Linked DNA regions of Homo sapiens: region 2 is linked to region 1. The links are chromatin loops, found by intact Hi-C in ENCODE. Cell type or tissue: A673. All regions are shown on one strand.

Region 1 (5,000 bases):
TTGGCTTTATTATAATTAGAAAGAGGAGTGCTTCCGACATCTAGTTGGCAGAGGCCTCAAGTGCTGCTAAACATCTTACAAATGCACAGGTCAAACCCCTAATTAATTAGACTGACCCAAATGTCATTAGCAACCAGGTTGAGACACCTTCCAAAAACAGGCTGATCTAGCTCTGGAACATTCTTTCCTTAGGTAACCACAGGTCACTTCCTCACAGCTCCTTCAGGTCTCTTGTTGAATGGCATTTCTGTGCAGGGTCTAATTTGACCAGCCTATTTACAGGCCATCCTCCCAACTCCAAGGCACATACCTATCTACTGGCTGTCACACTCCTATGTACTCCATTCCTTTCTTTTTGTCCCCTTAACTTCTAATAAGCCATCTAATTTATTTATTTATTATGTTTACCCATTATCTTTTCCCTCCTTCTGTAATGTAAGCTCCACCGTGACAGGGATTTATGCCTGTTTCATTCACTGATGCATCCACAGGACCTGGCCAAGTGCCTGGCATTTGAGAAATAGTTAAGTGAATGAAGGAAGGAACATATAAATGATCACATAATAGGCATTCATTTATTTCCCATTATTTCTGCTAAAAGCAATGCTGACATAAATATCCTCATATAAGTCATTATGTGTTGGCCCTTCTATGTCCAAGAGGCCAAAATGCTTTCTAAATTGGGTTTAGAAGCTGACTTCAGGTTTTAAAAGTTGACTTCTATGTCAAAGAGGCCAAAATGCTTTGTAAATTGGGTTTAGGAGGTTTTAAAATATTCTGCTCTAAATTACACACAGTTTACTCTCTGTTTTCTTGCAAAGATTTTCTTATTTTTATTTGTTACATTTAAGTCTTTATCTAGATTGTATTGCTGTATATGATATAAAACTTGGATTTAATTTTAAGTCCTTCCAGGTGGATAACCAGATATGCCAGCACCATACTGTATAGTCCATCTTTTGCCCACTATTTTAAATATCTACCTTTGTTATACACTAAATCCTTCTAATTACTGACCTTAGTTTCTTGATTCTCTGTCCTGTTCATCTTATAGTATACACTAACTTCATGTTTTTAAGGGAAACAAAAGCTTGTGAAAGGGAGCTACAACGTGGCAAGTCAAAAGGAGTTAGAATATTCAATTTAAAGGTTAATTCTACCAGACATAAAAAGAAGAGCTGGTGACAATTCCAAAAATTCAAGGAGGAGGGACTCTTCCCTAACTCATTCTATGAAGCCAGCATTACCCTGATACTAAAATCTGGCAAAGCCACAGTGAAAAAAGTAAACTACAGGCCAATATCCCTGATAAACACAGACACAAAAATCCTCAACAAAATACTTGAAAACCAAATCCACCATCATATCAAAGAGTTAATTCACCACAATCCAGTAGGGTTCATTCCTAAGATGCAAGGTTGGTTCGACATACGCAAATCAGTACATGTGATTCACCATATAGAAGGAATTAGGGAAAAATCTTTAAAACAAGAATGAATGTCCATACTGTAATTGAATAGCATGATACATTCAATCTGCCTGGAATATATAAATAATAAAATTAATGTGCTCTTTTCACTAGTCATATAATGGCTAGGACAATCTTTTGAAAGTTACTTAAATTCCATGTAATCTCGTTCTTTTTTACTGTGCATATGCTTCAACTGTTTTGAAGAATATTGTATTGGTTAGGGTTCTCCTGAGAAACAGAATCAACAGGATGTGTGTATATACAGAAGGAGATTTATTATAAGGAATTGGCTCATGACATTATGAAGGCTGCCAAGTCCAATATCTGCAGGGTGGACTGTCAGGCTGGAGAACCATAAAAGCCCATGGTGCAGATGAAATCTGAAGACATTCCCTTGGGGATCCTTCTTGCTGCATAGGCTGGTTTTTTTTTTTTTTTTTCTATTCAGGCCTTCAGTTGATTGGAGGAGGCCACATTATGAAGGGCAATCCACTTTACTCAAAGTTCATCAATTTAAATGTTGATCTCATCCAAAACATCTCCAATTTGACACATAAAATTAGCATCACAAATATCTTAGATATTTTTTTATCCCTAATAAAAGCTAGATTTCTAAGATAAATTCTGAGTCAGTAGGACTTTTTTGTAAGAGTAAATAAGATTACAAGCTTACTCCTACTTTGAGTCTATTAACTGTAAAGCCATTAAAGATTGCATAATCTGAAATCACAGGGCAGAAAGCAACACTTGTGAAGATTATGCTGATACTCACTCATTCCATCACCACTTACCATTTTACACTTTGGCTCCTGTACTTCAAAATGATGGGAAGGAAATTGGTGGTCAGCCATTTCATTGTTGTGACTGGCCATTGTCACAACAGGATAACTTTTAGCATTGCCAGTTGTATATCTTTGCATATTGCAATCATTAATCTGAATGCCACCCACCTACCCTCCTCCAATTAGGGAATTTAATGGCACCCTTAGGGTAGAGTGAGTAAAATCTGTGAGTCTCTTAAAATATGAGTCATGAGTTGCTTTGTTGTAGCAGTGTCAGCTCTGGGTCTATTTAGTAATTCAGAGTTTGCAATAGAAGAGACTAGCCCTCTTTCCATAAAACCTACTGAGCTCTGTCCCCACATACACATAAGAAATGCACACTGAAATTCACACAAATTGTTAAAGCAGACTTTAAGATGAGTGGGTTTCTTGGTCTGGGGATGGCTACTAGATTTACCTGGCGTGTGATCAGAGTCTGGAATTAATGCTTTGGCAGGAATTCTGCTGCCAATGGCCCAGTCCAAGTCATCCTCAGAGTCTTGAGTAAGACTGCAGGCTGTGGTCCAGTTTCCTGAACTTGTTTCAAAATTGCAGCTTCCTGTTGTGCTTGTATAATGTGCTGGGGAAGCAAAAACATTAATGGAATTTCTGGAAATGTCTATCACATTTGCTACTACCCTATATTTGGGATCATTTAAAATTAGTATCTGCATATTCTAATTCTTTATAAATACACTTACAGCATCAAGACATTTGTACTCATTGTTAATATTTTAATTGAAGGATCTAGAAGCAGTGTATGAATGTTGTCACTTATTCATTAAGGAGTTATATGCATTGACGAATAATATTTATAGATGATAGTTAAAACTGTGTCTACACATGAACAATAAACATAACATTATGCTAATACAAGATTATTCAGGTCAAATAAATAAACAGCTTCAGTTGTCTGGATGTTTAATTCACTTCCGTCCCTTATTCTGATGTTTGAATAGCATAGCCTATTAGCGACGCAAAGTCATTTACTCAAGAAAAGGCACTTTGGGAGAAGTAGTAAACTGTATAGGACACAAATTATCTTGGACACCATACCAATCACTGCAGCATCAAATATCAGAGCTAGTCACTAAATTAAAGAAAGAAATTCTCTTCTAAAAGTGTTGATTGATAACTCATTAAAAATTAAATTATTCACAGTGAGAAAAATTAATAGATAATAACTGTATCTATTTCTAGTCACCTGTGAAAAGTGCCATCATGATACCCTGATCTAGGCTTTCATTTTTCTTTTTTTTGTACATCAGTTATTACTTTTGAAGCACTCACTGTAAAACCAGACTGCGTTGTACAGACAGAATGAATGACTGGGTGATTTAATTGGTATGAATCAATTGAGATTGTCATTGACTTTTCCTTTCTTTTTAGAAAGAAAGTTTGTGTTATTTTTAAACTTCCTTCTCGTTCACAACTTTTCCTTAACATACAACCAATGTTAGCATATAGAAATGTAATCAGAAAAAAGCCTTGCTGTAAGAATAGATACTAAATATATAGCAAGCAAAGCTTTAATATTTCCACACAAAACTTTCTGGATCCCTGAGATTATTTAAATAAAATATTAGCATTTTACTTCTCAAGCATTATTGTATCTTATCCCTACAAATTACAACCACTTGTATTCATGTACATTCCTTTCGTTCATTCTATATGACTATATATAATCTATTGCTTCTTGTATGCTTATTTATGGGCTCTGTGTGCCTTTTTTGTGTTTGTCATGCCAGTGTTATATAATATAGAATAGGTTTTTATTATGTGATATGGATAAAAAATGAGACATTCCGTTCTGCTGGTGTTTAGCCAACACATCTGTAAAAATTCAGAATCTTGCAATGGACATAAAAGACAGTCATCATGTGTTCTTTAGAATGATGTCACCTGCACATTCTTTACTAGTTTTCTATGTAAGTGACTCCCTGATATACAGCCCTACAATATTTATTCCGCATCCTTTTCTATTCTCTGTGATCATCCTTGTACCTCCTGTCCCGCTTTGCTTAATATATGACTTTATTTTTGATGCTAAAGATATTTATCCAATCAGGATAAATTCTCTTACATTTCATTCACTCAATCTCAAAATATGCCACTTTTCTCTTTCTTAAGGCTAATCTCTGTTTATGATCTCAACTCCTTATGAAAACACTGCTATTGACTTTCCACAGCTTCATTTTCTGCAAAGTTACACATTTTTCCACGTCCTTCAATTTCACATCCTCTTCTAATTCCTTTCTTCTAATTTGCAGCCACACAGCCAGGCTGACCCTATTAATTTAAAAATATTCACATATATTTGCTTGCTTATATTTCTCACTCTGTATTGGCCTTAGTCATCCCTTTCCATGGCCTTTCACACTTTTATGCAGATGTCCCACCAATCAATAACTGCAATGGTTAATTTGAGATTATTTGAGGTTGTTAACTTGAGATCTTTCCAACTTTTTGATGTGGGCATTTGGTGCTATAAATTTCCCTCTTAACAGTGTCTTAGCTGTGTCCCAGAGATTCTGATATGTTGTATGCCTGTTCTCATTAGTTTCAAAAAATGTCTTGATTTCTACTTTAGTGTCATTATTTACCCAAAAGTCATTCAGAAGCAGGCTGTTTAATTTCTGTGTAAATGTGTTGTTTTGAGAGATCTTCTTGGTATAGATTTCTATTTTTATTGTGCTGTGATGGTTGGT
Region 2 (5,000 bases), 290 kb before region 1:
ATTAGAGTCTTTCCCTTCACATTTTGTGAGAAAATACAAGTCCTAATTTCTCCTCAAATACTAATGAGATATATGAAAACAATGTAATCTTTCAAAAGGCAGCCATTATTTTATGTATTTGTGCTCTGTGAGAACCTATTAATCTTTTAAAAAATTATTTGGTGGACATTTTAAAAATAAAATTTGGAAAGCCATCTGAATTTTGGAAAGGTGGGTAAAGACTGTCTCATTCTATCATCAACTATAATTTTATTACTTTCAGATATAATTTCCAATTATAATCCCAAGCCAATAACATGAGAATTATTAAAGCACAATTAACGATACATCAGATAAATTATCTTTTATTTTTTACTTACTCTATAGTGTCATATGGAAGCTGTGTATTGACTTTGAAACCAGAAATGTTAAATTCCATATTTTTAAATCCCAAATCACTGACACCTCTAAATAACTGTTAAATTGTTGTGACTTCTGTTGTTGTTTCCTATGTTTCTAGTTTCAATTGAAAGACCCGAGATCTAGATTTTACTTATTACCTGTGTCCTGGAGCTTGTCAGCCACACCCTCTGAGCATCACATTTCTCCTCTGTAAAGCAAAAATAACAATTCCTTCCTTAGTTCAGAAGGTGGTTGTAAAAATGAAATAATATAGAACCACATGGTAAACTCTACTGCAACTAGAAATGCAGTATTATTTTATATCAGAAATACTAAGTGCTTAGATAAGCATCCCAAATTTATTATTTCAGGCACTTGAAATCTCAGGCTTGGAATGTTACAATGAGTAAGTTATACCTCTTCCTACCATCCTTTCTCCATTTTGTCGCCAAAATTATTTTCTCCGAGATGTTATGCTCTTCACTAGAGTTCAGCCTCCTTAGACTGTCTTTCAAAGCAGGTTTCGGTACTGCCCACATTTCGTGGATCTTCTCCAGTAGCCCTGAAACTTGATGACCTGCCTTTAACCCAAGTCATCAAGTTTAAACCTGTATTCTTTCTGTCTCTGTTAACTTGCTCATGTAATTCACTTTAATGGAAATATACAGTCAACCCCTTCTGGTGTCTTCACTTCTTGCTCTATCCATTACTGAATATGTAACCCTATCGCCTTTGAGAGAAACCCTAGTACAGAATGTGCTCTTTCCTCTATATATGCCCACTGCTTTTTAAAATACCAACAGTTTTCAGGTCCATAATTTGTTTTCCAGAGCTCATATTTTTATCTATTTAATAAAGTTGGTACTCAGCTCAAGATGTTCTCAAATTGCCCTTATATCTTAGAGTGTGGAATCAAAAGATGAATCATAAATGAAAACTATCATGAAAGAGGATGAAAAAAAAAAGAGGGGAGGCAAAGTTTTGAGATGTTGGGAAAAGAAATCGCTATCCAGGATAGAGAAGAAAAAAAACTGGGGGGGGAGAAAAAATATATATACATATATAAACAATAAACAAAGAAATGAAACAATTCAATTATTCCCTCGGCTGTTGATTTTTGTTTGTTTTAATGGTTCCCCTGTGTTTTCTCCCGAGGATTTAAATAAGGCCTTTTTAAAGCTGGATCAGTGGGAAGAAGCAGACATTCAGCAGTTCTTGCTGCTTAATTTTGAGATGTAAATTCTTTGAATTCCACTGTTACTGAACATTTTCTCCTTTCAGTTAGTAAGGATAAGGAGAGTGGTCATGATTCAGTACCATTTTGGTGTCTCAGAGTTATGAGAAAATCTAGAAACATTTTGTTCATTGTCTTATTTTTAAGGAAGAGATCTTCTTTCACAGTTAATTTATCCACTGTCTTAATTATTTGAGCTTTTGTCACTGACACCCAAGGCACCACTGTTAAACATTTAGGAATTTATTAACACTTTCTTAAAAATCAGATAAAAATATGAAGTGATAGTCAATTTTGCTTTCAATTTTCAAGGTTTTCTTGAGGGAGCAATCTTCAATTTCATTTAATTTTACCCATGTTTTAAATGTAAAAATAATTTAATCCAGTGTAATAGAAAATATGAACATTATAATTCACATCATGATAATAACCCATTTATTTAGCATCTACTATATTTCAGGTGCTTCATATACATATATCTGATTCTCACAAAAATTTTAAGTGATCAGTATCTTAATACACAATTTATAAATGTGGAACCCAACTTTTTAAGTGAATATGTTGCTCAAAGTTATGCAGCTGATCAATGACAGAGCCACGTTTTTAATCCAGTGCAAACACACACACACATTTTCCACTATGCCATGCTGAATGAGCCAAGCATTTTAAAAATTATCAAATGTCTTCAAACTCTCTGTAGCATTTGTAAAAATGGGACAAAAGAGAACATATAGGTTCCAAAACCTCTCATTATTTAAAATTCATAGTAGAGATCAACCAACTCTTCTAACCTGTGGTATGTCATGCCTGCAGATACCTCTAGGTGTCACTAGCAAGCCTAACGCATAAGTAGAGAAAACGCAGAAAAACAAGGAGATAGAAGAAAAGAAAAACAAAGAGAGAAATAAAACAGAGCATACCACCACTAATTGGCTACCAGAGACCCCTGTTGGATAGATCTACTTTCATATCAAATGCATTTTTGAAAATGTGTGTGAAAGTCTCATTCACATTAATCAGATAATAGTCAAATATGGGAAGAGTTTCTCTTCCCAGAGAGTTTAAAGAAAAAATAAAAAAAAGGCAACCTCTTTTTGTTACATTTAATCTTCCATGATAAAATTCCAACATTTTATACATATTAAAGTTGGTTTTTTTTTTGTTTTAATTTAACAACCAAATACAGGGTAGACCTACTTAAATCTAATCAGAATCTGGTTAAGATATATATATATATATTTAAAACTTTAAAAATTTTCCACTGCTATTTAAAATGTATTAGGTTTATGAGAGCTATAGTTCTTGTCAGCCAAGTCAGCATGTTTTGTTTTTCAGTTTTCATATTTTTTGTCAAGCAATAAGGACAAAATGCAATAAGATTAAAATAAGTATAAAAACTCTGGTGCACATAAATGGTAATGTCATTAAAAGGGAATAGCCAAAGAAGAGTTCTTTTTTGTGATAGCTTAAAATGTGCGTCCGCTGCTTATGAAAGTCTGAAATCAGAATTCTGAAGGTCATTTAAAGGACATAGATGTATAATTTGTGAAAATTAAACTTCTATGGAAGATGAACACATTTAGAAAAAGGTAACTGCCTATAATTATCTACATTTTGTCTCCTTGGTTCAATCTCTCTGAGGCCACCTGGTGTTCCTTTAAGTATAATTTATCAAAAACAGGACTGCATTTTAAAATCTGAAGTAGTGAAAAGTTCACTTCATTAATTCAGGGTTTTTTTTGTTGGTTTTTTTTTTGTCTAAAAGGCAAATGCCCTCTTCCAGACACCATGGAAAAATGTAAGAATGGATCAGACTGAGTCTTATCTCAAGGAACTACAAACCCTAAATCCATGAGAAGGCAAAGACTTTTTTGATATTGCTGAATTACACTGGAAGACTGGGTGGTAAGCCTTCAACAAATAATGGTTAAGTGGATGACTATGGTCTAAGAAGGGGAATGTATGCTATATAGACGTAGAAAGGAAGGAAAGAGAAAAAAAGAAAAAGAAAGGAAAGAAAAGGAAGGAAGGGAGGGAGGGAGGGAAGGGAAGGAAAGAGAAGGAGAGACAATACTAAAACTAAAGTACTTAGAGCCAGGGGGAACTTTAGCAGTTACATAATCTATGAAAAACCAGTCCAAGGTATTCCATTTAATAAGTGTTAATAAGTGATTGAATTGAGAATTAGTGTTTCATTTATAGTTCTCAATACAATGTTTTCCCAACAATGTAGTAAAATAAACAAATATGTACTAAATACCCAAGGTGAACTGAGGCAGGATCAGGCTTTATAAAGGATATAGGAAAAATGTGACTAGATTTCTTTGCACATTACTGTGTTTGCACAATAAATGGTAACTATCATTTATTAAGTAGTTCATGTGTAGAATTCTGAGGATGCCTCTTATTAATAAAACTATAACTACAAATACTTCTCAAGAAGTAAATAGGAAAATAAGAGCAAAAGGAGTCAACATATTTTTATTTTCTTTATTTTATGTATTTATTTAACTTTTATTTTAGGTTCAGAGGTACATGTGCAGGTGCGTAACATAGGTAAATTGGTGTTATGGGGGTTTGGTATACATATTATTTTGTCACCTAGGTACTAAGCATAGTACTGGATGGTTACTTTTTTCAGGTCCTTTCCTTCCTCTCACCCTCCTCCCTCAAGTAGGACCCAGTGTGTGTTGTTCCCCTCTATGTGTCCACGTGTTCTCATTATTTAGCTCCCACTTGTAAGTGAGGATGTACAGTATTTGCTTTTCTATTCTTGCATTAGTTTGCTAAGGATAATGGCCTCCAGCTCCATCCATGTTACTGCAAAGGACATGATCTCATTCCTTTTTATCGCTGCATAGCATTCCATTGTGTATATGTACTATGTTTTCTTTTTCCAGTCTACCATTGATGGAAACTTAGATTTATTCCATGTCTTTGCTATTGTGAATAGCACTGCATTGAACATACAAGTGCATGTGTCTTTATGGTAGAACAATTTATATTCCTTTGGTTATACACCCAGTAATGGAATTGCCAGGTAATATGGTAATTCTGTTTCTAGCTCTTTGAGGAATCTCCACACTGCTGTCCACAATGGCTGAATGAATTTATACGTTCACAAACAATGTATAAGGGTTTCCTTTCGTCCACAACCTCACCAGCATCTTTGACTTTTTAATAATAGCCACTCTGACTGATGTAAGACAGTATCTCATTGTGGTTTGATTTGTATTTCTCTGATGATCAGTGATAATGAGCTTTCCTTTTATATGCTTATTGGCCATTTGTATGTCTTCTTTTGAGAAGTGTCTGTTCATGTTCTTTGCCCACATTTTAATGGGGTTGCTTTTGCTTGTAAATTTGTGTAAGTTCCTTGTAGATT

Evidence for each region. Hi-C counts contacts between places; a loop is a spot of excess contacts. Peaks named below come from ENCODE experiments on the same cell type or tissue, not always from the same donor. Only the 100,000 strongest peaks of a DNase experiment are listed, where the experiment ranks them.
Region 2: a loop joins it to region 1, with 4 times the contacts of the local background. A loop is called at or near these places in 2 of 110 quality-filtered maps.

The regions. Positions count from the first base shown.
Region 1 is chr10:19,496,357-19,501,356 of GRCh38, reverse strand. MALRD1 (MAM and LDL receptor class A domain containing 1) reads right to left here. Exons shown (of 40, transcript NM_001142308.3): 31 at 2,711-2,872. Among named protein-coding and RNA genes, the nearest start is that of MALRD1-AS1, 230 kb to the left of the region's middle. In A673, no CTCF peak of the experiment used is centred here; DNase peaks (open chromatin) are centred at 1,896 and 2,286; H3K27me3 peaks cover 1,985 bases.
Region 2 is chr10:19,785,726-19,790,725 of GRCh38, reverse strand. No RefSeq gene overlaps it. Among named protein-coding and RNA genes, the nearest start is that of PLXDC2, 28 kb to the left of the region's middle. In A673, CTCF peaks have their summits at 2,220 and 2,425 (motif pointing right); a DNase peak (open chromatin) is centred at 2,445; H3K27ac peaks cover 390 bases.